Regions from separate parts of the Homo sapiens genome. Here region 1 is linked to region 2. Evidence: chromatin loops called from intact Hi-C (ENCODE). Cell type or tissue: Panc1. All regions are shown on one strand. Each heading gives the region's core, and the rest is flanking DNA. Links, peaks and the distances in the headings are about the cores only. Region 1 overlaps C7orf78 (chromosome 7 open reading frame 78). Region 2 has its middle 580 kb from the start of ARL4A.

Region 1 (16,641 bases), core at 1,331-9,330, 740 kb after region 2:
CATCCAAAAGATTCATTAAAGTAATAGAATATCCCTTTTTAACTATTTTCATTCATTCACCAATTTATTCCACAAATTTATTTTATTAGTAGTAGGTTATAAACTCCTGGCAACTGATGTCTGTTCTCCAATCATATCTAAACCCAACCTGTTCTCTTGAAACCTAAGAAAGCCTATCTCAGAGTTGGCCACTTGACCTGGCAGATAAAACCTCATCAGAATCAATCAGGTTCTTACCTCTCTGTTCTATCATTTATTGCTAAATGTGAATTGTATTGTACCATGAGAAAAAAAGGCAGCATTATACACATTATATACACATACCATTTTCCTATATGTAATAGTTTTTCTCATTAAGAAATGAATAAAAAATAATACATAGTTCCCCTTATCTATCTTAAATAGTTTTTATTCAAATGCTCTTTTTTACCTGTCGAAAGTCATGTGGTTTGGGATTGACATATACACCCCTTGGATATTGTCCACTCTTCACAAACATTAACTTTGCTTTTTGTAAATCCAGATGTGGAAATGTAGTTATAAATTTAGGAGCTGTAACCTCCTTAGGATGATTCCTTATGCTGGGCAAGTGAAGCATTGTTTCTGGAAAACTGATTTTTTTCCTCCTTTTTTCTTCCTTAATTGGTTTTGATGATCTTTCTGGAATTCTCAAAGATGTATACAGTTTGTAGCTAAAATCAGGAGGCTTTATTTCCCATACATTAACTTTCATTTTACATTGTGGAGGTTGCAGAACACTTTTTTTCCATTTGGAGTTGAGATCCTGTCGTGAAGGATATTGCAGCCTCTTTGCAATATCCCTATCTCTTGTGCCTCTCTGAGACTCATGGTATATTATGTGGGGGGCATTTTCACATGGAGGAATCTGCAACACACATGGAAATAGGTGAAGCTTGTCACTATAGCAATGGTGTACTCAACATTTTCTCTCCAGGACAAGTTAATCTTTGAAAAATTTATGAAGCAGGAAAAAGCTCAGAAATGACAGGGAATATGTATGGAGGAGAAGGAAAAAAATATCATTGCTGCAAATATTTATTCAGCACCTTTGTCACAGCAGTCAGTGCACTAAGGGCTGGTAATTTTTTAAATGATTGATGTAAAATCCATGTCCTTAAGTAACCTACTTAAAAGACAAACATAAAAGCCAAAAATAAAACCTGTGTAATAGGATAGATATTGCAAGTATTATGAGAAGCAAGGAGATTGGTCAGCTAGCTTTATCAAGAAAATAGACATGATGTCAAAAGCTGTTATTTGGATCGATCTTGAGAGGTAAGTAGAAACATTCCAGGTGGTAAAGGAAGGCAATAACATTTGACCTAGAAGTAGAAAGTATGTGAAATTTGTCATTGCCTATTTCTAGGATATCTATGGCTGCCTAAACCATCATGAGTACATTGTAATTACTGCTATTGAAACTTATAGATGAGAATCATGCATTTGCTTTTTTGCTGACCAGCTAACCAGTGACATGGAAATCATTATTACACTTCTCAGATTTAATGACATTATCAATATGTTACTGGATGATTCAATGAATTCAGAATCTCCTTGGAAAGGCTAATTACCAATCAGAATATATTTGGTGAAGTAGAAATAGTACAACAATGCTGGTTCCTGGGAAATAAGGACCTGAGGTGAGGATGAATTTCCTTCTCTTGTGCTAGAATTTTGTGTTGTTTCATAATAAAATCAAAATAGAGGATCATCAAAATTCTAAATGTTAATTTTCAATATGCTAAAGTTGCAAGTGAAGGGAAACTACTATGAATGAAAGGAAACTACTCTTCATATATGTTGAAAATGTCCATTTTCAAAAATTTGTAATATTTTGCAGTGATGGATTGTTTTCCAAATACTCTTATAAATATTTTTATTTTATAAAGGGCTATGCCATATTGAGAGAAAAACAAGAAGCATGTAAAAGGAGCATAGCTTCTCTGTGAGGAGACAGTGAAAAATGATATGATAGGAAAAACTAGAAAAATTGGAGTTATAGTATTAAAAGTCTTTTATGCCACACTAAGAAGTTTTAAATTCATCCAAGAGGGAAAAGGGAACAAATAAAATATTTTGAACAGGAAAATGGTTAGCAAGTTATTTGTATTTCAGAAAGATCAGTGTGATAGCAGTATGGAGGGTGGCCTCAAAATAAAAAATGAAAGCTAAGCCAAAAAAAAAAAAAAAAGCCCAAACCCAACATAGCAACGATTTAGGTGACATGATAAAAAACCTAAACAAAGATGTAGCATGAAGATGAGAAAGGGAGGTTGTTCTTATGAGCTACTTAGCAAATCTAATATCTTGAGCTTTGTTTCACATATATTGCAGTTTATTAACCAAAATAAGGAATAAAGGAGAAGAAACAGTTTATGAAAGAAGGTCATATAATGGGTAGATTTCAATAAAATGTAAGCCCCATACTAATCAGAAAGAAAAAAATGACAGTAGATACACAAATGAAAAAGAGAAAGGAATCAAAGTTTATCACTACAGAAAACAACCAAGCCACAAAGATAAACAATGAGAAGGGAAGAAAGAAAAAATAATATATACAAAACAACCAGAAAACAATTAACAAAATCAGAGAGTATGTCTTCAAGTGTTAACAATAACTTTCAGGGTAAACAAGTTAATTTCCCCAATTAAAAAACGTAGATTGACTGAATGGATTAAAAAAGGACTCAATTATTTGCTACCTACAAGAACCTCACTTCACCTGTAAAGACACACATAGACTGAAAATGAAGGGATAGAAAATGATGTTCCATACAAATGGAAACCAAAGCTAAACAGAAGTAACTATACTTATTTCAGATAAAATAGACTTCAAATAAAAAAATGTAAAAAGAGACAAAGAAGGCCATTACATAATGATTAAGAAGTATATTAAGGAAGAAGATATAACAATAGCAAATATATGTGCATCCAGCACCCAAATATATAAAACAAATATTATTTGATCTAAAGGGAGAGATAGACAGCAATACAATAATAGTAAGGGACCTCAAAACTCCACTTTTAGAAATAAACAGAACTTCTAGACAAAATCCATGAAGAAGTATCAAAGTTAAACTGCATTCTAGAGCAAATAAACCTAACAGACGTTTACAGAACATTCCACCCAGTAACTAACAATGTATGTTCTTCTCATTCGCAAATGTAACCGTCTCCAGGATAGATCATAAGTTAGGCCACAAAGCAAGTCTAAACAAATTAAAAAGGATTAAAAACATAGAAAGTATCTTTTCTGACTACAGTGGAATAAAACTAGAAATCAATAACAGAAAGAACTTTGGAAACTATACAAATACATGGAAATTAAGCAACACGCTCTTGAATAACAAATGAGGCAAAGAAAAAATTTAAAAATTTATTGAAACAAATGAAAATGGAAATACAACACACCAAAACCTATGGGATACAGCAAAAGCAGTTCTAAGAAGGAAGTTTACAGCAATAAATATCCGCATCAATAAATTAGAAATATCTTGAATGTAGAGACAGCTTCAAGATGCTGACTAGAGGCATCGGGCACTTGCCTTCTCCAGACAGAAGAAACAAAACTTAACCAAATAGATAATCACATTTCAGATAAAACATCTAGTAGAGAACACCGGAGTCCAAAAGAGAAATATCTGAGACACAGAAGGGGAAGAAAGCAAGGGGTTAGCTTGGCCAAGATTGGCTGTGAGCCCATAGGGGCTCCTTTTTGCAGAGAAAGGGTAAGTGGGATACCCTCATTGGCTTACATCCTCACTGTGGACTGCTGCAATCCCAACCATTGGAGAGCTCCTGTACCCACATTAACCCTAAGACTAGTGTGGGTGTTCATCTGGAGACCCAATGAGGGCATTGTACCAGATAGAAAATGCACTGGGTCACACACACTCCTGAGATCTAAGTGGCTACAGCATGGCACCACTGTGAGAGCCTAGCCATCACCATTCTGCATCCTGCTCTGGGAACAACAGCTGTCCCATCTCCACATCCTGGGAACCTCTGTTTATATCCCCTGGTGTCCACCCAGAGGGCTACGGAGGCACAGCATTGGCTGAGCCCAAAGATGCTTGGGGTCCCCAGTACTTTAGTCCAACAGAGTACTACTCCCTGGGGAAAAAAAATGGTGCAGCACACCAAGGAGGTGGCCACTGGGCACAAAGGAAGCCAAATTACATGCTTTCCAGAGCTGATGAGCTTTCTTTCTGGGGCTTTGATAAGTGACTCCACCTCTAACTGTGTCACATATTGTACTTGGGTTCACAGTGAGAGAGTGGGATCTTTCCCTCTACATGTGCACAGTGCCATAGCAGTTGTTGCCACTGGGAGCCAAGGCAAGCGGGTCTGAGAGCTGTCTGACTGGAGCTGGAAGGAGTGACCACAACCCTGCTGGCAGAGTGGACTCTGTGCTAGGATTTATGTATAGAGAATGGGATCTCTTTCCTTCTCTGCATTTCACTGCAGCTGCAGCTGCTCTTGCTGCCACTAGGGGCTGGATGGGCAAGAGAGGGCTGCTTGTCTGGGGCTGTGAGTTGCAACCATGTCCCCATTAGCAGTGTGGCCTGTGTTAAAGCTCACTCACAGAGGGTGGGGTTCTTTCTCACTTCTGCATGGTGCTGTTGCAGCTGCTGCCTCCAAGAGCAAATAAGTCTGAGAGCTACATGTTTGGGTTGTGGGTGGTGACCCTGTCCCCCTGCAGTATGGTCATGTGCTCTGGCTACCAATAGAGGGTGGGATCCTCATCTCCATCTTCTGCACAGTGCTGAAGCCACTACTGCAGCAGGGAGCTGAAACAAGTGCAACCTAGAACTGGAGACTCCCTGTGCCAATCCAGCCCATACCAGCAGCACGGGTTCTGTACTCTAGTGCACATCCTCAAATCAGGCTCCTCACACTCACCACTGCAGTCACTGCTGCTGCCAGAGATTAAATATTCACTTCCCAGAGCCTGAGAGCTGCTTGTAGGAGACTGCTGATAGCAACCTACCCATACAAACAGCAGGGCCACTATGCTTTCTAGTACAAGCCCTAAGGTCAGGTATCCACACCAACCATCACAGACTGTCTCAACCTGCCTACTACAGCCTATCCCCCTGCACACCATCAGGCGCCTGAGGACAGACACTCCCAAATTGGCACCACACCTCCAAGCCTGAGCACACCACCCAAGGACTTGGTGATTATTCTATCTATTCCACCACCTATACCATCTATTTTATCCCCCTAGGAACCTGAAGATGGGCCCACTCACCTTGCTGCCAACAGCACAAACACACACTCACATGTGCCATCTAGGAGCTCGGGGAGGGGTCTGCTCAGCCAATCACAGCCACTGCCAACACCAGTGAGCACTGCTCAGGAATAAGACAGTCATCTTACCACTGCTACTGCCATGGCCCACACCATGCTGTCTGCACATGGGGCTGAAAACCAGTACACCCACCTGGCTCACCACTGCCATTACCAGCATCTGGGCAAGACATGTGGAGGCCTGATAATTGGCTCAACTGGACAACTAACACCAGTGCCAGCATACACCACCCAGGGGGCTAAAGGACAGGTATACTCAGCCTACTGCTGCAACCACTTGGGCCTGAAGACTGACCTACCTGCAATCCCTTTTCCCAGAAAATCTCCACCATAGCCTCCACTAATGACCCTAAGCCACTGAGGAAATCACAGATACCACTAACATTGTTTGTAGGCAAAGAAATCATATAGAGACTACACTACTGCACACATTCAGAATCAAAGCCAAATGGCCCCAACAAACATCATAGATAAATTTTTAGGAAAAAGCCCTAAACTCAAAAGAAAATTCAAAAAATTCAAAGAAGACATAGATGCATAGATATGTAGGGACACAGAAAACATGAAAGAGCAAGAAATATGACACCCCCAAAGGAATAAAATAATTCTCCAGCAACAGATCCCAATCAAAAAAATTTCACAAAATCCCAGAAAAAGAATTCAAAATACTGATTTTAAAGGAGCTCAGCAAGATACAGGAGAATGCTGAAAAACAATACAAAGAAATCAGAAAAAATAATTCAGGATATGAATGAGAAATTTACCAAAGAGAAAAATATGATAAAAAAGAGCAAATGGAAATTCTAGAACTGAAGAGTTCATTTAATGAACTACAAAATATATTTGAAAGCTCCAACAATAGATTAAGCAGAAGAAAGAATCTCAGAACTTGAAGACAGGTCTTTTGAAATAACCCAGTCAGACAAAAATGAAAAAACAAAGAATAAAAAAGAATGAATGAAGCATTCATAACATATGGGACACTATAAAGCAAATGATATATGAATTTTTGTTATCTCAGAAGGTGAGGAGAGGACAAAAGTGTTCAAAAACCTATTTAGCAGAATAATAGCTGAAAAGTTCCAAAGTCTAGCAAGAGATTTAGACATCATATTAATCTGTTTTCATGCTGCCGATAAAAACATACTTGAGACTGAGAAGAAAAAGAGGTTTAATTGGACTTACAGTTCCTCATGGCTGGGGAGGCCTCAGAATCATGGTGGGAGGTGAAAGGCACTTCTTACATGGCGGTGGCAAGAGAAAATGAGAAAGATGCAAAAGCGGACACCCCTGATAAAACCACCAGATCTTGTGAGACTTATTCACTACCACAAAAACAGTATCGGGGAAACTGCACCCATGATTCAAATTATCTTCCACCGAGTCCCTCCCATAACACATGGGAATTATGGGAGTACAATTCAAGATGAGATTTGGGTGGGGACACAGTTAAACTATGTCATTCCACCCCTGGCCCCTCCAAATCTCATGTCCTCACATTTCAAAACCAATCATGCCTTCCCAACAATCTCCCAAAGTCTTAACTCATTTCAGCATTAAACCCAAAAGTCTACAGTCCAAAGTCTCATCTGAGACAAGGCAACTCCCTTCCGCCTATGAGCCTGTAAAATCAAAAGCAAGCTAGTTACTTCCTTGATACAATGGGGGTACAGGTATTTGGTAAATACAGCAGTTCCAAATGGGAGAAAGTGGCCAAAACAAAGGGGTTACAGGGCCCATGCAAGTCTGAAATCCATCTGGGCAGTCAAATTTTAAAGCCCCAAAATGATCTCCTTTGACTCCAGGTCTCACATCCAGGTCATGCTGATGCAAGAGGTGGGTTCCCATGGTGTTAGGCAGCTCCTCCCCTGTGGCTTTGCAGGGTACAGCTTTCCTCCCAGCTGCTTTCACGGGCTGGCATTGAGTGTCTGTGGCTTTTCCAGGCACATGGTGCAAGCTGTCAGTGGATCTACCATTCTGGGATCTGGAGGATGGTATCACTCTTCTCATAGCTCTAGTAGGCCATGCCCCAGTGGGGACTCTGTGTGGGGCCTCCCACAGCACATTACCCTTCTGCACTGTCCTAGCAGAGGTTCTCCATGAGTGCCCCGCTCCTGCAGCAAACTTCTGCTTGGGCATTCATGCATTTTCACACATCTTCTGAAATCTAGGTGGAGGTTCCCAAACCCCAGTTCTTGACTTCTGTGCACTCGCAGGTTCAACACCATATGAAAGCTGCCAAGGCTTGGGGCTTGCACCCTCTGAAGCCATTGCCCAAGCTCTACATTGGCCCCTTACAGCCAGGGCTGGAGCATCTGGGACATAGGGCACCAAGTCCCTAGGCTGCACGTAGTACAGAGACCCTGGGCCTGGCCCACAAAACCATTTTCTCTTAGGTCTCTGGGCCTGTGATGGGAGGGTCTGCTGTGAAGACATCTGACATACCCTAGAGACATTTTCCCCATTCTCTTGGGAATTAACATTTGGCTCCTTGTTACTTATGTAAATTTCTGCAGCCAGGTTGAATTTCTCCTCAGAAAATGGGTTTTTCTTTTCTATCACATTGTCAGGCTGCAAATTTTCTGAACTTTTATGCTCTGCTTCCCTTATAAAACTGAATGCCTTTAACAGCATCGAAGTCACATCTTAAATGCTTGGCTGCTTAGAAATTTCTTCTGCCAGATACCCTAAATCTTCTCTCTAAAGTTCAAAATTCCACAAATCTCTAGGGCAGGAGCAAAATGCCACCCGTCTCTTTGCTAAAACAAAACAAGAGTCACCTTTGCTCCAGTTCCCAACAAGTTCCTCATCTCCATCTGAGACCACCTCAGTCTGGACCTTATTGTCCATATCACTATCAGGCTTTTGATCAAAGCCATTCAACAAGTCTCTAGGAATTTCCAAACTTTCACACATTTTCCTGCCTTCTTCGAAACCCTCCAAACCGTTCCAGCCTCTGCCTGTTACCCAATTCCAAAATTGTTTCCACATTTTCAGGTATCTTTTCAGCAACACCCCACTCTTCTGATACCAATTTAGTGTATTGGTCCATTTTCACACTGCTGATAAAGACATATCTGAGACTGGGAAGAAAATGAGGTTTAATTGGACTTACAGTTCCACATGGCTGGGGAGGCCTCAGAATTATGGTGGGAGGTGAAAGGCACTTTTTACATGGCAATGGCAAGAGAAAATGAGGAAGATGCAAAAGCAGAAACTCCTGATAAAACCATCATATCTCGTGAGACTTATTCACTATCACGAGAATAGTATGGGGGAAACTGCCTCTGTGATTCAAATTATCTCCCACTGGGTCCCTCACACAACACATGGGAATTATGGGAGTACAATTCAAGATGAGATTTGGGTGAGGACACAGCCAAACCATATTGACATGAAGACATAGTGTTAGCGAAGGCACAGTGATCTCCAAATGGAGACAGCACATTGTAGTTAAACTGTCTAAAGACAAGTTTATAAAAACAACAAGAGAAAAGCTTCTAGTTACCTATAAAGTTACCTCCATCAGACTAAGAGCAGATTTCTCATCAGAAACCTTACAGGAAAGGAAGGAATGGGATGATGTGTTCAGAGTGCTAAAAGAAAAAATCCTATCACCTATGGATACTATATCTAAGAAAATTATCCTTCATACAGGATAAATAAAGTCTTTCCCAGAGAAGCAAATTTTGAGGGAATTCATCATCACTAGACTGGTTCTACAAAAAATGCTCAAGGGAGTCCTAAACTTGAAAGGGAAAGGATCAGTCATCATCATGAAAACATAAGTAAGTGTAAAATCACTGGTAAAGCAAACACACAAACGAGGAAGAGAAAGGAGTCAAATAGTACCACAACAGAAAACTACAAGACCCTATGGGCAAATAATAAAAGAAAAAAGAACAAGTAAAGAATATATAAAACAGCCAGAAAACAATGAACAATATGACAGAAAGAAAACTTCAAAAATCAATAATAACCTTGAAAGTAAATGAATTAAAATCTCCACTTAAAAGATTTACACTGGCTGAACAGACACAAAAACATGATTCAACTATATTCTGCTTACAAGAAACTCAACTTATCTGTAAAGACATACATGGAAAATACAGGTATGGGAAAAGATATTCTATTAAAAAAAAAGCAAAGAAGAGTAGCTGTACTTATATCAGATAAAACAGACTAAGTTAAAAACAGTAAAAATAAAAGATAAAGAATATTGTTATATAATGGTAAAGGGGAATTAGTTCAGCAAGAGAACATAACAATTCTAGGTATATGTGCACCCAACACTGGAGCACCCAGATCTATAAAGCAAATTTTACTAAATCTAAAGAGAGACATAGATTCCAATATAATAATAGTGGGATACTTGAACACCCCACTCTGAGCATTAGACAGATCATGTGGACAGAAAATCAGTAAAGAAACATTGAATTTAAATGAACCTAACAGGCATTTACAGAACATTTTCTCCAACAACTACAGAATAGGCATTTTACTTTTTTTTTCTTTTTTCTTTTGAGACGGAGTCTCGCTCTGTTGCCCAGGCTGGAGTGCAGTGGCGTGATCTCAGCTCACTGCAAGCTCCGCCTCCTGGGTTTACACCATTCTCCTGCTTCAGCCTCCCTAGTAGCTGGGACTACAGGCACCCACCACCACGCCCAGCTAATTTTTTGTATTTTTAGTAGAGACGGGGTTTCACCGTGTAAGCCAGGATGGTCTCAATCTCCTGACGTCGTGATCCACCCGCCTCGGCCTCCCAAAGTGCTGGGATTACAGGCATGAGCCACCGCGCCCGGCCCAGAATAGGCATTCTTCTTATCAGCACTTGGAACAGTCTTCAAAATGGGCCACATGTTAAACCACAAAAGATGTCATAACAAATTTTAAAACTGAAGTTATATTAAGTATTTTCTCAACCACAGTGGAATAAAACTAGAAATAAATACCAGGGGAACTCCAAAAACCATACAAATACATGGAAACTAAACAAAATTCTACTGAACAACAAATGAGTCAAAGAAGAAAATTTTTTTAATTTAAAAATTTCTTGATACAAATGCAAATGAAAATACCACATACCAAAAGCTGTGGGATACAGCAAAAGAAGTACTTGACTGGAACTTTGTAGCACAAACAGCTACATAAAAACAAGAGCAACAACAGCAGCAACGACAACCAAAAAAACAAAGATTTTAAATAAACAACTTAAGGCTGTACCTGGAAGAACTAGAAAAGCAACAAGAAACCAAACCCAAAAATAGCAACAAAAAAAGAAAGAAGGAAAGAAAGAGAGAAAGACAGAAGAAAGAAAGAAAAAGAAAGAAAGAAAGAAAAAAGGTAAGAGCAGAACTAAATGAAATAAAAACTAAAAGAAATACAGAGAATCAATGAAATACAAGGCTGAGTTTTTGAAAAGATAGATAAAATCGATGAACCACTAGATAGAATAACCAAGAATAAAAAAGACTCTAAGAAACAAAATCAGAAATTAAAAAGGAGACTTACAACTGATGCCAGAGAAATATAAACGATCATCAGAGACTATTATTAACAACTATATGCATATAAAGTGAAAAACCAAGAGGAAATGGAAAAATTCCTGGAGGCATACAACCGACTAAAATTAAATCAGGAAGAATAGAAAACCTGAACAGACTAATAAGTAGTAATGTGGAATCTGTAATAAGAAGGCTCTCAGCAAAGAAAATACAAAGACTGATGGATTCACTGCTAAACTGTACTAAACATGTAAAGAACTAATACTAATCATCCTCAAACTATTCCAAAAAATTGAAGAAAACTAACTCATTCTACAAGATCAGCATTACTCTGATACAAAAGCCAGGAAAGGATACAAGAAAATAAGAAAACTACAGTAGTCCAATATTCCTGATGAACAGAGGTGCAAAAATCTGCAACAAAATGCTAGCAAATCAAATCCAACTGCACATCAAAAAGATATACACCATGATAAGGTGTGATTTATACCAGGGCTGAAAAGATGGTTCAACATGTGGAAGTCAGTAAACATAATACATCACATCAACAGAATGAAGGACAAAATTGATTTGATCATCTCAACAGATGCAGAAAAAGAATTTGATAAAATTCCACACCACTTTATGATAAAAACTCTCAATAAGCTAAGCATTGAAGGAACATATCTCAATATAATAAAAGCCATATATGACAAACCCACAGCTAACATGATACTAAATGGGGAAAAGCTGAAAGTCTCTTCTCTAAGAAGTGTAACAAGGCAAAAATACCCACTTTCACCACTATGATTCAACAAAATACTGGAAGTCTTAGCCAGAGAAATCACAAAGAAATAAAGCACATCTAAGTTGGAAAAGTGAAAGTCAAATTCTATTTTATATTTACATTTAGAAAAACCAAAAGTCTCCACTAAAAAAACTCTTAGAACTAATAAACAAATTCAGGCCAGGCGTGGTGGCTCACGCCTGTAATCCCAGCACTTTGGGAGGCCAAGGAGGGTGGATCATGAAGTCAGGAGATCGAGACCATCCTGGCTAACACGGTGAAACCCCGTCTCTACTGAAAATACAAAAAAAAAAAAAAAAAAAAAAAAAAAAAATTAGCCAGGTGTGGTGGTGGGCGCCTGTAGTCCCAGCTACTCGGGAGGCTGAGGCAGGAGAATGGTGTGAACCCGGGAAGCAGAGCTTGCAGTGAGCTGAGATCGTGCCACTGCACTCCAGCCTGGGCGACAGAGCAAGACTCCATCTTAAAAACAAAAAACAAAAAACAAAAACCCAAAAAAACCAAATTCAGTTACAAGACACAAAATAAACATACAAAATTAGTAGTGTTTCTATACACCAATAATGAAATAGCCAAAAAAGCAATCAAGAAGGCAATTTTATTTTCTATAGCTACAAAGAAATACCTAAGAATAAATTGAGCTAACGAGGTGAAAGATCTCTATAAGGAAAGCTACAAAACACTGATGAAAGAAATTGTAGATGACACAAATGGAAAAACATCCCATGCTTATGGATTAGAAGAATCAATATCATTAAAATGACCACACTAGCCAAAGCAATCTACAAAGTCAATGGAATCCCTATCATAATACCAATGACATTTTTCACAGAAATAGAAAAACAATCTTTCATAACCATAAAAGATCCCAAATTGCCAAAGTAATACTGAGCAAAAAGGACAAAGTTGTAAACATCACACTACCTATCTTCAAAACATATTACAAATCTAGAGTAATCAAAATAGCATGGTATTGGTATAAAAATTGATGCATATACCACAGGTACAGAATAGAGAATCCAGAAATAAACCCACATATTTACAGCTAACTTATCTTCCTCAAAGCCACCAAGAACCTACATTGGGGAACAAAAACCCTCTTCAATACATAGTTGGAAAACTGGATAACCACAGGCAGGAGAATGAAACTGGAACCCTATTTCTCACCATATGCAAAAATCAACTCCAGATGGATTAAAGACTTTAACATAAAACCTGAAATTATAAAACTACTACAAAAAACACAGGGAAAGCTCCTCAGGACATTGGTTTAGGCAAAGATTTTATGGCTAAAACCTCAAAAGCATAACTAACAAAAACAAAAATAGACAAATGGGACAATGTTCAACTAAAAGGCTCTGCACAGCAAAATAAACAAGAGTGATGGGATAATCTACAGAATAGAAGAGAATATGTGCAAACTAATCATCCAACAGAAAGCTAATATCCAACATATACAAGGAACTTAAACAACTCAGCAGCAAAAACCCCAAACAATCCTATTAAAAAGTGGACAAAGCACAAGAATAAACAGATCTCAAAAGAAGGCATACAAAAGACCAACAGATATATGAAAAATTGCTCTAAATCACTAATCACATAGAAATGCAAATCAAAACCACCACAGTTAGAATGGCTATTATCCAGGACAAAAAATAACATATGCTGGCAAGAGTATAGAAAAAAGGAAACTATGTATACACTGTTGGTGAGAATGTAAATTAGTACATTCTCACTACAGTATGGAGATTTCTCAAAAAAGTAAAAACAGAACTACCATAATATCCAGAAATCCCACTGTGGAATATTTTTCCAAAGGAAAAGAAGTTTGAGACAATCCTGGGCAACATGGTGAGACCCTGTCTCTTCAAAAAGTACAGAAATTAGCCAGGCATGGTGGCATGTGCCTGTCACCCCAGCTACTTGGGAGGCTGAGGTAGGAAGATCTCCTGAGTCTGGGGAGTTTGGGGCTGCAGTGAGCCATGATCCTGCCACTGCTGGATCGTGATCCAGCCTGGGTGACAGAGTAGGATCCTGTCTCAAGAAACCCCCCCACCCTCCCAAAATTAGCAAAGATATAAAATCAAGCTGTATCCACCAATTGAACACTGGATTAAAAAAAGTATATATACACATAATAGAATACCCGTCAACCATAAAATAAAGAATGAAATCCTGTCTTTTTTTTTTTTTTTTCCTTGAGATGGAGTTTTGGCCTTGTTGCCCAGGCTGGAGTGCAATGGCGTGGTCTCAGCTCACTGCAACCTCTGCCTCCCGGGTTCAAGTGATTCTCATGCCTCAGCCTCCAAAGTAGCTGGGATTACAGGCACCCGCCACCACGCCCGGCTAATTTTTGTCCTGATCTCAGGTGATCCACCTGCCTTGGCCTCCCAAAGTACTGGGATTACAGGCATGAGCCACTGCACCTGGCTGAAATCCTGATCTTTTGCAGTAACATGGATGGAGATAGAAGTCATTATGTTAAGCAAAATAAGCCGGCCACAGAAAGGCAAACACTGCATGTTCTCACTCATACGTGGGAGTTAAAAAACTTGATCACATGGACATAGAGAATAGAATGATGAATATCAGAGACTGGGAAGAGTGAGTTGGTGAGAGGGGGTTATGAGAATAAATTGGTTAATGGGTAAAAACATACTGTAGGATGGAAGAAATAAATTCTAATGTTTCATAGCAGATTAGGTTGACTATACTTAGCAACAATATTTAGTATATTTAATTAAAACAAGTTTACATGTTGACCCTTATGGGTTAATTAGAATAAATCTGTACAAGTTAAAATTGTATTAAGGACCAAATGGATAATGACCAGTACATACACAGGTTCTCTCAAAGCAGTAACTCCTAGTTCTATCGTAAGATCTTTCCAAAGCAAAAACCTAATTACTGAAATAATTCAAACATTCTAATCTGTAGAGAAAAGCAATTATCCTAGAGGGTCAAGCCATACAATGTCACACCTAAACATTAGTCTTAAGTCATTTTCCCACATTCATATAGTTCCAAACATGGTAAATATCCTACATATTGAAAAGTATTAAATGACCTAATATTCAAAATATCTTAGAAATACCATCCTTTAGTTCAGCAGTCCCCAATCTTTTTGGCACCAGTGAGTGATCTCGTGGGAGACAACTTTTCCACAGACTGAGGAAGGATGGGGAGATGGTTTCAGAATGATTCAAATGCATTACACTTACTGTGCACTTTATTTCTATTATTATTACATTGCAATGTATAATGAAATAATTATACAAGTCACCATAATGTAGAATTGGTGGGAGCCTTGAGCTTGTTTTCCTTCAACCAGACTGTCCCATCTGGGGGTGATGGGAGACAGTGACAGATCATCAGGCATTTGATTCTCATAAGGAGCACATGTGCAGTTCACAATAGGGTTCACGCTCCTATAAGACTCTAATGCCACCACTGATCTGACAGGAAGCAGAGCTCAGATGGTAATGTAAACAATGGGGAGTGGCTGTAAATACAGGTGAAGCTTTGCTCTCTGGCCCTCTGTTCACCTCCTGTTGTGTGGCCTGGTTTGGGTTGGAGGCCCCTGCTTTAGTTAACGTACCCTTAAATTTTGTGTTAACATTGGTTTCACCCTGATTTAGTCCATACATGCCAATATACAAACTATCAAAGTACATTGGAGCAACTCATGTTTGTATTTTTGCAATTCTTCCATGTGTATGATATAGAAATGAAAATAAAATTTTTCTTCTAATATAACCATGTTTTCAAATAGGTTAGTTTCCTTACATAGCATTTTCTCATATTTACCACATAAGCATCATGGACTGATTTTTTTTCCAATGAAATGTTATCTAGTGACTTCCTTAATGAGTACAACTTTTTAAAAAAAACTTAGAAACTTGAGCCATTTCTCAAAAATAAGCATATTTAGTTTTCAGTTTTAGTTACTTGTGGCTGCCTATAAAAGATCTCAAATGACTGAGCCCTAAAGCCAGATTCATTCCTATATATACTCAGCCTGTTGTCTGCAGGGAAGTCACAAGACTTTACCGAATGCCCTGTCACAAAACTAAATGACCCTCAAAAATTAACAAGAGTTTTATACTTAGAATTCTCAGTCAGTTCATGTCAGTTGGTTATCTTTTAATAGTTGTCATATAAAAAGGCTTACAGACCACACATTATTTCAAAGAAGCCGGAGAACGTAGCATGATGTAGACTGAGATTAAAATTAACTTTTGATAAAAGAAGAGAGTGAGTACTTTTTGTAACATTTTGTCTAACATAAAAATGCTTAACTTCCACAAAACCCACAAACTGAAAAGACGGTCTGGTAAATTAAAGATTTGTATAAACTATGCACAAAACCCATGGTATTTGGGAAAACTGGAAAGGTTTCTACAAGTAACAGTTTTAAATATATAACTTTGTTCTACTAGCAATTACACATAACATACATGCACTAATTAAAAATACACTACAACCTTGTCTGGAAATGCAGCTTAACATTTTCCAAATGGATTTTGCCCCACATTTACTATATAATGAGGCTGTTATTACTGCACAGGGACAGTTAGTGATACTGTCTAATTACCTTTAAACAAAGATATAGGGATTTTCTCCCTAAAAACAAGTTTTCAACATCAAAACCTACGCTTATAAAAATTTTAAAACTTTCAGCAGTCTAAATATGTCAAATGAAAACTTTACAAACTTCTCAAGTGCTCTCTACATTCCAGGTATGTCAACCTTGCTATCTAATGTAGAATCCATCAGAGATATTTCCGTCTCTCTCTCTCATCACTGGATGGCTTTTTCTTAGTGCTGGCCTCATGGCTGTCTGCTTTCTTCATTGCTCTCTCCATTGTGTTGTGGTTAATTACTGGCTTGTATCCATTCCTTTTCTAGCCTTTTTTTTTTTTTTTTTTTTGGTGGAGTCTCATTCTGTCACCAGGCTGGAGTGCAGTGGCACGATCTTGGCTCACTGCAACCTCCGCCTCCTGGGTTCAAGTGATTTCT
Region 2 (16,641 bases), core at 4,719-12,718:
ATCTCTGAATAGACCAATAACAGGATCTGAAATTGTGGCAATAATCAATAGCTAACCAACCAAAAAAAGTCCAGGACCAGATGGATTCACAGCCGAATTCTACCAGAGGTACAAGGAGGAGCTGGTACCATTCCTTCTGAAACTATTCCAATCAATAGAAAAAGAGGGAATCCTCCCTAACTCATTTGATGAGGCCAACATCATCCTGATACCAAAGCCTGGCAGAGACACAACAAAAAAAGAGAATTTTAAACCAATATTCTTGATGAACATTGATGCAAAAATCCTCAATAAAATACTGGCAAACCGAATCCAGCAGCACATCAAAACACTTATCCACCATGATCAAGTGGGCTTCATCCCTGGGATGCAAGGCTGGTTCAACATACGCAAATCAATAAATGTAATCCAGCAGATAAACAGAACCAAAGACAAAAACCATATGATTATCTCAATAGATGCAGAAAAGGCCTTTGACAAAATTCAACAACCCTTCATGCTAAAAACTCTCAATAAATTAGGTATTGATGGGACATATCTCAAAATAATAAGAGCTGTCTATGACAAACCCACAGCCAATATCATACTGAATGGGCAAAAACTGGAAGCATTCCCTTTGAAAACTGGCACAAGACAGCAATGCCCTCTCTCACCACTCCTATTCAACATAGTGTTGGAAGTTCTGGCCAGGGCAATTAGGCAGGAGAAGGAAATAAAGGGTATTCAATTAGGAAAAGAGGAAGTCAAATTGTCCCTGTTTGCAGATGACATAATTGTACATCTAGAAAACCCCATTGTCTCAGCCCAAAATCTCCTTAAGCTGATAAGCAACTTCAGCAAAGTCTCAGGATACAAAATCAATGTGCAAAAATCACAAGCATTCATATACACCAGTAACAGACAAACAGAGAGCCAAATCATGAGTGAACTCCCATTCACAATTGCTTCAAAGAGAATAAAATACCTAGGAATCCAACTTACAAGGGATGTGAAGGACCTCTTCAAGGAGAACTACAAACCACTGCTCAAGGAAATAAAAGAGGATACAAACAAATGGAAGAACATTCCATGCTCATGGGTAGGAAGAATCAATATCGTGAAAATGGCCATACTGTCCAAGGTAATTTATAGATTCAATGCCATCCCCATCAAGCTACCAATGACTTTCTTCACAGAATTGGAAAAAACTACTTTAAAGTTCCCATGGAACCAAAAGAGAGCCCACATTGCCAAGTCAATCCTAAGCCAAAAGAACAAAGCTGGAGGCATCACGCGACCTGACTTCGAACTATGCTACAAGGCTACAGTAACCAAAACAGCATGCTACTGGTACCAAAACAGAGATATAGATCAACGGAACAGAACAGAGCCCTCAGAAATAATGCCACATATCTGCAACCATCTGATCTTTGACAAACCTGACAAAAACAAGCAATGGGGAAAGGATTCCCTATTTAATAAACGGTGCTGGGAAAACTGGCGTGCCATATGTACAAAGCTGAAACTGGATCCCTTCCTTACACCTTATACAAAAATTAATTCAAGATGGATTAAAGACTTAAACGTTAGACCTAAAACCGTAACAACCCTAGAAGAAAACCTAGGCATTACCATTCAGGACATAGGCATGGGCAAGGACTTCATGTCTAAAACACCAAAAGCAATGGCAACAAAAGCCAAAATTGACAAATGGGATCTGATTAAACTAAAGAGCTTCTGCACAGCAAAAGAAACTACCATCAGAGTGAATGGGCAACCTACAAAATGGGAGAAAATTTTTGCAACCTACTCATCTGACAAAGGGCTAATATCCAGAATCTACAATGAACTCAAAGAAATTTACAAGAAAAAAACAAACAACCCCATCAAAAAGTGGGTGAAGGATATGAACAGACACTTCTCAAAAGAAGACATTTATGCAGCCAACAGACACATGAAAAAATGCTCATCATCACTGGCCATCAGAGAAATGCAAATCAAAACCACAATGAGATACCATCTCACACCAGTTAGAATGGCGATCATTAAGAAGTCAGGAAACAACAGGTGCTGGAGAGGATGTGGAGAAATAGGAACACTTTGACACTGTTGAAGGGACTGTAAACTAGTTCAACCATTGTGGAAGTCAGTGTGGCGATTCCTCAGGGATCTAGAACTAGAAATACCATTTGACCCAGCCATCCCATTACTGGGTATTACCCAAAGGATTATAAATGATGCTGCTATGAAGACGCATGCACACGTATGTTTATTGCGGCACTATTCACAACAGCAAAGACTTGGAACCAACCCAAATGTCCAACAACGATAGACTGGATTAAGGAAATGTGGCACATATACACCATGGAATACTATGCAGCCATAAAAAAGGAAGAGTTCATGTCCTTTGTAGGGACATGCATGAAACCGGAAACCATCATTCTCAGCAAACTATCGCAAGGACAAAGAACCAAACACCGCATGTTCTCACTCATAGGTGGGAATTGAACAGTGAGAACACATGGACACGGGAAGGGGAACATCACACTCCAGGGACGGTTGTGGGGTGGGGGGAGGGGGGAGGGATAGCCTTAGGAGATATATCTAATGCTAAATGACGAGTTAATGGGTGTAGCACACCAACATGGCACAGGTATACGTATGTAAGAAACCTGCACATTGTGCACATGTACCCTAAAACTTAAAGTATAATAATAATAATAACAAAAATAAAAAAAATAATTACCACTAAAAAAAATGATGGATTCAGAACTTCCAAGGTCTACGGAGTAAAGAAAGAAAATAGCAAGTTAGAAATATTAAAAGAAAATTATCTAGAGCTGAAAACAGATATATATCTTCTATCAAACTAAGTGACTTACAAGATGAATTTTAGCAATAGATTTACATCTGGACATATCATTTTGAAAGCATAAAGATAATGTTAAAAGCTGCAGAGAAGTAAAATTAAGAAATGAGAGGAAAGGTTATCTCCAAAAGAATGAAAATCAGATTTACACGAGATTTCTCACAAGAAGAGTGAGAAAATAATTATATTTAAAGCTGTGAGATAAAACAATTTTAACTTAAGTCTGTACTCAACCAAAGGAAAATTTAAGTGCGAGGGGAAAAGGGCATTTTGTGATAATGGTAAATCTTAAACTGGTCCTATGCACTGCCTGTCCAGGTGTTTTTTAATCCCTTTTCTTGGAAAATGGTAGTTTTACACATCTTTTTTTCTTCTCATATATAATGACTCTTTCCCACGCTGCCCCCACATTCACTGCCTTTATGCTGTGGCTTGCTTCATGGATTTCATTGAGAAACTAGAGGCAGTGAAATGAAATTTCCGTATTCTCCTATAATTCATTCAACCATCTTTTCTACATGCGTCAGGCTCCTCTTAAAATAAACATTCCCATTCTCTCAAAGGCTACAAGCATTTTTCTTATGCCCTATATCTCTATTTCTCTTGTTATCCCAACAATATGGTTCTTGTCAATATTCCTTTTTTCTTCTACAACTTCATTATATCACTTTATAGCAGATGTTTCCACTTAAATATGTTCCAATACCCCTCAGCGAACCATAGCTACCACCTTACTTCCTGTTTCCCTTCATGGCATGTGTTGTCTATAGTCACTGTGTCCTTTCTCACCATCACAATTTACTCTACTTCCCAATGCAATGAACCTCCATTCTGGCCAACCACAAAAATGGTCTTTTGTTGTTGTTGTTGTTGTTGTTGTTGTTGTTTCAGCTGTCACCCAGGCTAGAGCGCAGTGATATGATCAATAGCTCACTGCATCCTTGAACTCCTAGCACAGGGATTCTCCTGCCTCAGCTGCCCAAGTAGTTGGGACTACCACAATGTCTGGCTATTTTTAATTTTAATTTTTTTTTTTTTAAGAGAGATGGGTCTGCCTATGTTGCCCAAGCTGGTCTCAAATTCCTGGCATTGAGTAATCCTCCCACCTTGGCCTCCCAGAATGCTAAGATTATAGGTATGAGCCATTTTCTCACCTTCCACCCCCAACACCCTTTTTTTAGTTCTGTAAAATAATGAAGGTCGTTTTTCTTCACGGTGGATTCTGTGTCATATTCCTGGTTCTCCACTTTGCCTGGCTCTTTCTTTTTAGTCCCTTTTCTGGGTTTCCTCGTGGTGTCCACCTCTAAGTGTTCAGATCTTAGACCTGAGCTCCCTTTTCCTTCCACACTCTTCTGTCTCCCTGCAAAATGGTTCCCCCTGTTTCACCAGGCACCTGCCTATTGCCTGCTTACGATTTCATTCTGAGCTAAAATATCTCTTCTTCAAAAAAGCCTTTCTAACCACTCAATATCTCTTGTATCATATTGTTTTGTTTTCTTCATAGCAGTTACCACTATCAGACTTATCAAATTATGGTGTTTCCCATCTCTCTAGAATAAATTTAAAAAGCATGAATGAAAGAAATGAACTCATTTGTAGCATTCACCACCAAATCTCAAGTACAAACAACAGTGTCTGGTAAGTAGTAAGCTTATAATCTGTAAATGAATTGCAAAATATGTTGATAAATAATTAATATATAAAGATCACCTTTCATTTTGAAAAAAGACAAATATCTTAGAAAGTTGGAAAGTTATCACAATTAAATGCAAATAATATTTAAACATATGAAAATATTCTCAGCTTTATTAGTAACTGGAGAATACAAATTAGGTCTATAATATTTATTGCTTTGAATATTTTTAAAATATTAATAACGGCAACATAAACTTCAGGAAAGGCAAATTGACAGCATCAATCAAAATTCAAACTTCATGTATTCTTAGCATTGTTCCTATAAAGCTATCATGATTCCAACATACACAGAGATTTATGTACCAGGATGCTCACTGCAGAAAAAAAAGGAAATAATCTAAATATGTATTCATAGAAACAGGTGGATCCCTTTCCATCTCTCTCTCTATCCCTCTCTCTCTCTCTGGATAGTTATCTAAGACATCATTTAAAAATGATCATAGAGAGTCACAGATGCATAGATGTATAGGTTATTTTGAAGTTTAAAACACATTTATTAATTTGTATGTTATTTGTTTTGTATGTTAGAGGTCTGATGGTATAATGATTGGTTTCTCTGTTCAAGGTATGTTGACTGAGTCCTTATCCAAAGGCTTTAGTGAAAAATCTGCTTCCAAGGTCATTTTTTGGTTGGAGGAATTCAGTTCCTGTGGTTGAGTGACAGAAGTTTTCTTCTTCTTGCTGCCTGACAGCTCAGGGCTCTACCAGCTCCTACAGACCATCTGAATTCCTTGCCATGTGGCCCCATCCCTCTTTCAAGCTAGCAGTGGCATCTCAAATTCTCCTTTTATTAGAATCTCTGATTTCCCCTTGTTACCAGCAAGAGTGAGCTCTCTGCCATTAAAGGGTCATGTGGTTATGGCAGGCCCACTCAGATAATATGCCTAATTTAAGCTGACCTGACTCAGAACCTTAAGTACATCTGAAAAATCCTTTTGCAGCAAACTGAGATTAGTCTTTAAGTGGGAGAAGTAGGGGCCAGGGAACATGGGGAGCCATCTTAGAATTCCATCTGCCACACTGAGACTTAAAGAAGTTATGTAATTTGCCGAAGGTAGAACAGGGATGTAAAATCTAAATACAGTATTTTATAATATCTTGATTTACACTATATGGCATATATATATATAATGTTTTATAAAATTTACAATAATAAGCTAAGTGTAATGTTGCATTTCCTATTGTATGTGGCCAGGTAATACACAGAGTTCTGTAACCTAAAAATTCTTTACTTGTGATATTTTCATTCACTTAAATTCATGTTTTTTTGAGGAATACGAAGGGAAACAAAAAGTTAGAAACTTGGATGTATTTAGTACCTGTTATGTGGTCTAAATATTCCATATACCTATGAAAATGACATGTCTATACTCTGGCAAAGTGCCAGATATTTTTAAAACTTCTGAAATTAACAACTATATAGCATATTGACTCAATAAATTTAAAGCAGTATTGATATTAGGAGATGATTTACTTCTATCATCAAAGATGATGTTCTCTCCAAAAGAAAAATGAAATAAATACGATTTGACCTCAGTTGTTTCTTGAACAATTACACATCACTGACATCTTATATATTTCCCTGGATTTTTATTAAAATCAAATAATATGTATGAAAATGCATTGGTAAAACACTTAGTCTTTCAATATAAAGCATTGGCATATTGATTATACTTCCGTATTACCTGTATAATTTCTGCCGGTAAGCTAGGCATCATTGGAAACAGTAGCTGTTAATTTAATGTACTCCTTGCTGATTATTTATAGTTCTGTAGGCCTGAAAGGTTTCACTAAACTTAGCGGATATGCCTGGCAGCTGGTGCAATTTTTGGGGTGAAGTATTTACTTACATTGGCAAGGTGTATGTAATACATGTTTTTAAAAAAAGTAAAAATTACTCAAGAGGCAGCAACAAATGCGATAGTTGAAACAAACTATGTTAACATGTAATGACATGTATTATGGAAATGTACAGAAAACGAATACAAGGAAAAAAAGTGTACTGCAAACCTCTTACCTCTGAGAAGGAGAGAGGCTGTCCTTGTGTGTATCTGTGTGTATGTGCTTGTGTGTATATAGGTGTGTGTCTGAAAGTAGGGAGATAGCAAAAGAAAATTCACATTTTACTCTATCTGCCTCTACAATGTTTGAATCATATACATACAGAAAGTCTTCACTTAACATTGTCAGTTGGTTTTTGGAAACTGGCTTTAAGAGAAATTATGTATAACAAAACCATCTTTTTCCTCATCAACATTATGACAAAATGACTTGAAGGAAATGAAGTTATTTAAGAACCTGCTGTAAGTTGTTTTGTTTAAAGTCATAGTTTCCAAGAATCTATTGACAACATTAAGGAAGGACTTACTATACAAGAGATTGTGATAATGTATAAAAGGTAAGGTTTAAAAGGGAAAATAAATTATATTAAAAACGTAAAATATGGTTACAGGAGTCACTGTGATAATGGTTTTTAAATGGTGCTACTGGAAAGCAAACAAGAGGGTCCCTAATCTAGTGTGAGTTCAGGGAAATGGCTTCCATAAAACAAGTGACATTATCATTAAATAATTGCATTACTCAAAGAGTAGATCTTGGGATATAAAAATATAAATCTAGACAGAAATTGGGAATTTGAAGTCATCAGCATATATTGATACAAATTGGAGTTATCAAATACAATGTTCTCAGCGCAGAAAAATGGACACAATGAGACTTCTAAGGGACAAAAACATTTAAGGGTTGGGTAATGGAATACGACCAAGAGAGGGAGGCTGAGAATGAGTACCAAGATAAGCAGGAACAAAATCTGAAAAGTATGGATTCTAGGAAACTAAAGAATGTCTGGAGAAAAAGAGAATGACTAAGAATTTCAAATATTGCCCAGTGGTTATGCAAGATAAGTATTAAAATGCGTTCACTGATTATCTAACAAAGAAGCCAATGGGGAATGTTGGGGGGCAAAGCATTTTCTGTGGATTCTTATCTGAATATGGACTGAGGTGGGTTATTAAATCCATCTGAATAGAGAACGTGGAGGAGGTAAGTGTAGGTCTTCTTTTAAGAAGCTTGACGATAAAGGGAAAAGCAGGGGAAAAGAGAAGAGGTTGGACCTGGCAGTTAAAGGTTTTGGCTGATTGGTGGGTGCTTTTCTGCTACAGTTGTTTTGATAGTGGTTGTTTTCAATTTTTTCAATGTTTTATGATGCTGGAGAGTTGTGCATATTTAAATCCTGATAGGGAGAAGCCAGAAATTAGAATAGGTCATTGATATAGGACAGAGAGAAGAATGGACGAAGGACAAAGCGTGGATGGAGATTATCCTCTAATGGGTCTCTAATATGAATAAAAGGAATAGAGGAAGAATTGACTGCTTTTTAGTTCGTAAGTAGAAAGTGGAGGTAGTTTTTGGCTGAAATAATATATTTTACATATGTTGTCTCTAGTATTCACAGTACCATATCTAGGGTGGGACACATTTTATAGATCAGAAGAAAAGGATTTAGCCAGCAATTGATCACTGTAACATACAAGGACAGATACTATAAGGAAGTGAGTGCATTATGTACTCGCAGCTTTGTGCTTATCTACTTTTTATTTAGGTCAAAACACTGCTTTGTTTCAATGCATAAAGTATACTTAATTTCTAAATTATAATAGCAGACATGCTTCTTTAAAAATAACGTTTTTGTTTTTCATTCTCCCACTAGGTGTCAGGACAACACTACAGACGGTAATGGTCTGAAATCTGTCAGGACACTTGTTACTAGAAACCAAAAATAACTGAATGAATGAATAGAGAAATAATAGATTTATATTTTTCCTGTACAGTTGTTCTCTCCTCCAGCTATTCTCACATGTTTAGGAACTGTCATTAATAAGTACACAGTGTCCAAGGAATCTTTCTCTTCTAAAAACTGTGGAGCCTTGGGGAAGAGAAATAGGTTTTATTGAGAGAGAACTAGTAACAGCTCTGTGCTGATGATTCCTTGAGAGAAAATGTCAGTAGAGCATAGGAATGTTAATTTAGTGTGGACTACTATTAAGTATCTCAAAATCTTGACTTATTGAAAAGGCCATGGAATCAATAACCTCATTTCTCCCGGCTACATCTCATTATGCCCAAGGAAGCAAGGCAGAACCTACTGTCACCAGAACATACTACATTATTCCAGTAAAACAAGGGTTGCAAATGAGACATGACCAGAATTGTGAAAAGAACTCCTTTGTCATTCACTAGCTCCAGGATCCAGGGCAAACATTTAATTTCTCTAAACCTCATCTGTGAAAGGTTGAAATATGTTTTGTCCCTTTCTTAGGGCTATTTTTGTGTAGCCCCACATTTAAGGGAGTTAACTCAGTGAATGTCACTTCTCAGTCCTTCCGAATGCTGCAGGGCCTAGAATATCTCCATGCCTAAGGAAATCTAAATCAAGATTTTCTCCATTAGAATCTTATCTTCGGTGCCTAAAGTTTTCAGATCAATTTTGCTTGAGGGAAGCTGCTGGGCGGGCATTCTCAGGAGAAGATAAAGTCAACCAGCAGTGTGATTTCAGTCACAGACCCCTCTTCTTGAATGGAGTCCTCTTTGATCTTTTGCTGTGGACTACATTGTGCCAGGAAGTGTGGGTAAAACATAAAAAAACATCGTGCTTGGGACTCTTCTCCTGAAAAGGCTTTACCAGGAGCAGAAAGCTGACATTTGAGTCACAAGTACCTTCTCTCTAATCAGACTGACTGGTACTGGATTCCAGCCCCATCACTTAGAAATGACATGACTTTGAAGAAATCGCTTACTCTTTTTAACTTTGGATCCCCCTTGTATTATTACTTCAATCTATAAAATCGTGGTAATAATAAAACCAACCTAAACATTTTTTCTAAGTAATAAATGAACTAATACTTTTAAAGAGTCGAGAGTTCGAGACCAGCCTGACCAACATGGTGAAACCCCATTTCTACTAAAAATACAAAATTAGCTCGGCATAGTGGCAGGCTACTGTAATCCCAGCTACTTGGGAGGCTGAGGCAGGAGAATAGCTTGATCTCATGAGGCAGAGAATGCTGTGAGCCGAGATAGTACCATCACACTCCAGCCTGGGCAATAGGAGCGAAACTCTGTCTCAAAAAAAAAAAAAAAAAAAAATGCTGAGTCCGGTGGCTCATGTCTGTAATCCCAGCACTTTGGGAGGCCGAGGCGGGAGGATCACCTGAGGTCAGGAGTTTGAGACCAGCCTGGCCAACATGGTGAAACCCCGTCTCTACTAAAAATATAAAATTAGCTGGGGGTGGTGCCATGCGCCTGTAATCCCAGCTACAGGCTGGGATACAGGAGGCTGAGGGAGGAGAATCGCTTGAACCCGGGAGGCAGAGGTTGCAGTGAGCTGAGATCCCGCCACTGCAGTCCAGCCTGAGCAACAAGAGCAAAACTCTGTCTAGATAGATGGATGGATGGATGGATGGATGGATGGATAGGTAGGTAGATAGATAGATAGATAGATAGATAGTAAGTACAGAACAATGCTTTAGCAACTAGAGGATCTCCCACCATTGTCAGAAAAGAACTAGCTCGGGTAAGTTCGGATATATTTTGAAAATCAGAACTTTCACCATTGATAGCTAAGTATAAACTGCATCTGTTAAAAATTATTCTCTTAACATAAAACAAATTAGAGCCAGAGTAAAAGGTACAAATATCATATTGTACATATCATACTTCTCAACATTATACCAGAATCTGAAATTTTAAAATCTAATATTCTGAAAACAAATTAGAGCCATACCACTCTGAGCAGTTCTGCTCAAATGACAGGCATGAGAAAGATTATAATTGTTGGCACTCCACACACACGGTTTTATTTAGAAAGTGTTTCTCCTTAGTGAGCAGCAGGCATTTATGCAGCACCTATATAGAAATTACCAGTGAAATGGGAGGTGTAACTTAGAAATGAATATGGCAATATGAGTGCCAGGCAAGTACCTTTACTAAACAATGCATTTCTAGGTTCTAGGCACATGTGGCCCAAGCACACTTGGAACTTATACAAGCTCTTTTTTTTTCTCTTCTTTTTTTTAAACTAACAAATAGAAACTGTATATGTTTATGGTATACAACATGATATTTTACATATTGTGGAATGATTAAATGAAGCTAATTATCATATCCATCACTTCATACACTTATTCTGAGAACATTTAAGATCTCCTCTTTTTCCAGTTTTCAAGTGTATAAACATTACTATTAAGTATAGTCATGATATTGTACAACAGATCTCCAGAACTTATCTGGAATCGGAAATTCTGTAAACTCTCTATTTAGACTTTTAGTTAACATATATCTGCCATTATAAAGAATTGTTTGGTCCTATTGTATGTAACAAGGGCTGTCACAGGCCACTGTCATAAGACAAGTTCCCTAGAAGCAGAGCCTGAGACAGATTCTTGTGCAAGGAATGTTTGACTGAGGGAGTGCTCTTAGGAGAAACCTGTAAGGAAGCAAATGAAGAACAACAGGGTAGGGGAAGCAACTAAATAAAATCTATTTCAACCTGATCTCACAGGGAATTGTGAAGGGAAAGTACCCATAAATTTGTTCCCTCAGTTAGGTCACTGACTATGTTCTATCCCCAAGGGATCTGCACAACTCCACAGGAGTCTCTGAGCCTCTAGTCAGCTGAGTGAATTCACCTACAAAAGTGAAGCTGTGAACCATGAGCAGACAAGGCTCACAGCAGCTACAGTACTCCCAAGACTTCACTAGCCTGGGAAAGGAAACTGGGCTGGGCACAAACAGTATCTACTGGCCATCACACTACACAGACATTACCAGATAACATGGACAAATTTAGTCATGAGTGAATGACAGCTCTACTGCTCTTCATTCTAATTTCCATTGTCTGCTTTCTAGTATCATCTTTGTGATACTTGGACTTTTATCTGCATTATAATATTAACTTATTTTACTTGCGTATAATTTAGTTGCTTATAATTTACTAAATTATAAGCAGGTAAAATAACAGTTAATATTATAATGCAGATAATAATAATATAATTTGCTTCTTTGAGAAGCAAAATAAACATTATTTTTTCAGGGCACAAGGTGACTATTAAGTATAGAGAAGCTTATGATAAATTTTTAAAATAATAATAAATGCAATTAACTAGGAGGATACAATTAGATGTCTCTATTTAACATTTAATTATAATAGATATACCCAATCAAGACAGCCAACGCTAACTAGCTGATGCAGTAGGCTCCTTGAAAGTGAAGAAGGGACAGGAAACCATCTACATTGTTTAATAAAGGAAACATCATGTTTAACACCACTGGTGAGGCTGATGATACCATCTGCTTTCTAACTCTTCCACTTTTGTCTTTCACTTGTTTCTTTTCAACCGTATCTACCACTTTTTCAGTTGAAATGGCATAGTATTGGCCGGGTGCAGTGGCTCACGCCTGTAATCCTAGCACTTTGGGAGGCTGAGGGAGGTGGATCACCTGAGGTCAGGAGTTCGAGACCAGCATGGCCAATATGGCAAAACCCCATCTCTACTAAAAATACAAAAATTAGCCAGGCATGGTGGCAGGTGCCAGTAATCCCAGCTATTTGGGAGGCTGAGGCAGGAGAGTCACTTGAACCCGGGAGGCGGAGGTTGCAGTGAGCCAAGATCACGCCACTTCACTCCAGCCTGGGCAAAACAGCAAGATTCTGTCTTAAAAAAAAAAAAAAGGCATAGTATTATATGAATATGGTAGAGAACACAATGATATACATTTATGTTTCTTCATGGGGCTGAAATACTCAACACATTTTTTTATTGGAAAAGTACATTGAGATATGTCTTTAGGGGCTGTGCTTCTCAAGACTCTTATTTCGAGATTTGACAATGAGTGCCTTAATATTGCACATGGACAGTCACTTATGGAGGAGATCAATACAAATGGTTCAGAAAATCTTGATACCACAGGAGAGAAGAAGGTAAAGATTCTCTATGGGTAATTTTAGAGTCTTGGTTGAGGGTGCCTAATACTCTTACCATTTATATATTTGTTTATGTTAAGTAATACTTTACGTTTGTGTATATGGGATTTTTAAGATGTATCCATCTTATTGTTAAGCAACACTTTGTTTAATATACAATTGAAATCTAGATAATTTTGGAAACATATATTAAAGTGGCAACTTTCACATACCATTTTGCTTGCTTGCTTGCTTTCCTGTCCCCTGCTAACAAATTATTATGCAATGTCTTATGCTTATTGAAGTTACAGGCATCGATATATTTCTGACAATTTGACACACTAACATGGAGAAAATGAGTTAAATGACATAGTGTCAGCTGTGAGTTTGTGATGAGATGCCTTCTCACATCTTCAAATAGTTTATACAAATTCTATATTTTCTACTAGCATGACTCTATAAAGATCTGATTGATATTCCTTATTTACAAACTGGCTGCATGTTTTCTTAAACTGATTAAAATACACAAGTATAATTTGAATATGGAGTTGACTTTGATTTCTTTTGCATTTATTTAATTGCCTTTGCAAAAAGGAAAATGTCAAATAAATGTGGGTGTAGAAAGAAAGGCACAGCCCCGCCCAAAATGTCCCCATACCAAAGCCAAGTTACTTGGTCCTATGGAAAATCAAATGAGGACACAGGCCTCCAGCACCTGTGTGGCTATTCACTAGTTGCCTACTTTACCTAAGGGAAGTTAAACACCTCCTTACATTTCAATTTAGTCATGTAACAATGAAAGTAATAATACCTTTACCTCAAATTGTTTTTGGCTTTAATGAGACAGGGATATAATAATGCTTGGTAAGGTAACTGTACGAATGTAAGGTAATGCTGTTATTTTATGAAGTGGGGAGACATGGATATATTAGGGGTTAATCAGGAGAGTGCCAGAGAAGAAGCCACGTGTTTCTCATAGGACTACATTCACCACTTCAGGCGCACTGAGTCACACACGCTTAGAAATAGGGTATTTTACTAACATTCCACAAAACCACACAGCCGGATTGAAGAAAAACTAATTGGAGAAGAGACTGTGGAATGTACTTGAAGGGATATGGATGCTGTTTTGTATTCAGGAGAGAACACTGTAAAGATCTTTTAAGCCTCCGAAGAATATTTGGGGATTATTTTCTTCTAGTACCTTAATTGTTTCCTTGAGAAGCAAAATAAACATTAATTTTTCTAGGACACAAGGTGACTATTAAGTATAGAGAAGCTTATGATAAATTTAAAAAAAATAATAAATGCAATTAACTAGGAGGATACAATTAGATATCTCTATTTAACATTTAATTATAATAGAAAATAATAATCCCATTATGATTGATTTTGGTTCCTGATTATGTTCTTGAAAGTCTCCCAGAAGCAGAGATGGCTATGAAAATATTTGTGAAAGTGCAGCCATAAAGAAAGTTAACATACAAAACAATAAATATACATTTATTTGGTTCACATACAGAAAACGAACACTGGGTCCACATTTGAGAAAGTTAGCTATAGAGAAATGCAACATTCCAAAGAACAAATCTATACAATGCATTAATATATTAATTGATACATAGAATATCAACGGTATCCATATATAATGCTATACATTAATATGTACCCAGGACTTTCTTTGTGCTAATCAATACTTATCTTTAAGGATATACAGTTATAAAGTCCTAGGGAAAATGGAGACATAAGCTAACATATTTTACCATATTACTGATATTTAAAAAGTAAAATATATACACACTGAGAAAAAAATATAAATACAGCACTTTAAAAAATTATCATAATCTAGCACATAATGCTTTCTTAATTAAAATTTTTTTAAATGTACAATTAGGTACATATAACTATAAAGTTACATATATAGCTAACCACCCATAAACAGCACATGTTTACAGGTGTGTGTGTGTGTGTGTGTACAAGTCAAATCAAAATCTGTTGCCCAATCAAAGGGAGTGCTATAGAAAAATATTAGATTATCTTATGCAACCTTTATTATTATCTTTTTATTACTGGACCTACAAGGCAAAATAAAACTGCAGCATTAGTTTTCCTTAAATATATTAATAAACTATCCAGAACTTTCATTTCTGTTTTCCTTTTTTCTTTTTTTTTTTTTGAGACGGAGTCTCACTGTAACCCAGGCTGGTATGAAATGGCATGCTCTTGGCTCACTGCAACCTTCGCCTTCTGGGTTCAAGCAATTCTCCTGCCTCAGCCTCCCAAGTAGCTGGGACTAAAGGCAGCTGCCACCACACTGGGCTAATTTTTGTATTTTTAGTAGAGATGGGGTTTCACTATGTTGGCCAGGCTGTTCTCAAACTCCTGAACTCGTGATCCGCCTGCCTTGGCTCGAACTCCTCAACTCGTGATCCACCCACCTTGGCCTCCCAAAGTGCTGGGATTACAGGCGTGAGCCACCATGCCCGACCAGAGCTTTCATTTCTTAAACGTCAAAAATTAGTTTTTAAATGTATGTACATGTTTCTTCATGACTCCTTCAGGAGACTTGGAGGCTTAATTTAGATGGTCATCCCAGTTTTTCCATGATTTTCTTATTAGTTTTAAGCAATTTGATTGTGAATGATTAAAGCAAACAACATTTAATTTTCTTACTACTTATATACCAAGAAGTCACAGGTATTAATTACAGTTATAAAAGTATCTTTTAAAATATGAATGGTGAGTGAGTATAAGAAATACTAGTACAGAAGTAAAAGGAAGAAAAAACACAAATATGAGAAGGGGGATATGAGGAAGTAAAATGCTAAGGCATTATTCTCAGTTGTGGCTCCAGATAAACAATTATTTAGAAACCTTTTAGGGTTTGAATGAATGCTAGTGTTATTGATGACAAAATAAAATAAAATAAGGAAAGTAGGACTAATAATATAATTTTAGCACTTCTAATTCTGTAAACTTTGTTGAGCTGACTCCTGAAAAAGTTGGGGTTAGGGGCACCAACCCACCTTACTCCTTAACCCCAGAGCTTACCCCCCAAAAAGGCAAAAATCTTTGTGTAACTTGACTCCCCAAAAATGCAACTACTAATAGCCTAGTATTATCCAGAAGCCTTACTGATAACATGGTTGAAGAACACATATTTTATATGTTATATGTATTCTACACTGTCTTCTTACATTAAGCTGAGAAAACAATATTAAGAAAGTCATAAGGAAGAGAAAATACACTTACAATGCTGTACTGTATTTATTGATATCTAAGTTTACATAATTTGTTTACAAGATGAATTGCCTAAAATGGTGGGAAACTGCAGCTGCAGACCTATCTAGGGTACATATCAAGTAATTCAACTTGTTTTTTAATGTCATTTTCTCTGCTTCTTGGGAGCACTTCCAGCAACACTAGTGGCACTTCATATGAGTCCCATGGTGTTATTTAAGGTTTATGGTATTACACTAAACACGATGAAAAACAGGCAATAGCCATGAGAGATAACTTTTTACTGTGACACGCAATTTACTGAAGAGACAAACTGCTCCGCACAAGTGTTTAGCATCACAGGGCATTTTAAGTAGATACTCCCGACACTTGAGCTCAGGGCAATAGCAATGGGAGGTGGCTGTGAAATTATTACAGTAATATAGTATTTACTATAGCTAATCTATGCAGTTATGATTTAATACTGCATCTTTACATTTGTTTACATTACTCTTGACTGTGAATGTCACTGTGTATGGTCTGTAAGTGTTTGTGGGGGTAATTTTTAAATAATGGATTTATGTATGTTTTATGGTAGTAAATGATAAAACAGACAAATATCTACATATATTTTATGCATTCATGATATACTTAACTTTTTCTTAATTCTTTTGAGATTTCTAGACTCCACAGCTCATCTGTGAGTTTTTTCAAATTGTCACAAATCTCCAAAATTTTTCCAATATATTTATTGAAAAAAAAATCTGTGCAGGTATATTCATTCAGTTCAAATCCATATTGTTGAAGGGTCAAATATATATATATATACAAGGAGATTTATCATACGTTATTGACTCACTTGACTATGGAGAGTGAGAAGTCCCACAATCAGCCATCTTCAGGCTAGAAACCCAGAAAA

The links. Peaks named below come from ENCODE experiments on the same cell type or tissue, not always from the same donor. Only the 100,000 strongest peaks of a DNase experiment are listed, where the experiment ranks them.
Region 1: a loop joins it to region 2, with 6 times the contacts of the local background. A loop is called at or near these places in 87 of 110 quality-filtered maps.

What each region holds. Positions count from the first base shown.
Region 1 is chr7:12,507,216-12,523,856 of GRCh38, reverse strand. It overlaps C7orf78 (chromosome 7 open reading frame 78), which reads right to left. Exons shown (of 6, transcript NM_001386514.1): 2 at 431-886. Among named protein-coding and RNA genes, the nearest start is that of C7orf78, 11 kb to the right of the region's middle. RefSeq lists an enhancer at 4,557-4,656. In Panc1, for the core only: CTCF peaks have their summits at 4,305 and 4,504; a DNase peak (open chromatin) is centred at 4,516; H3K27me3 peaks cover 525 bases.
Region 2 is chr7:13,254,751-13,271,391 of GRCh38, reverse strand. No RefSeq gene overlaps it. Among named protein-coding and RNA genes, the nearest start is that of ARL4A, 580 kb to the right of the region's middle. In Panc1, for the core only: CTCF peaks have their summits at 8,064 and 8,270 (motif pointing right); a DNase peak (open chromatin) is centred at 8,260.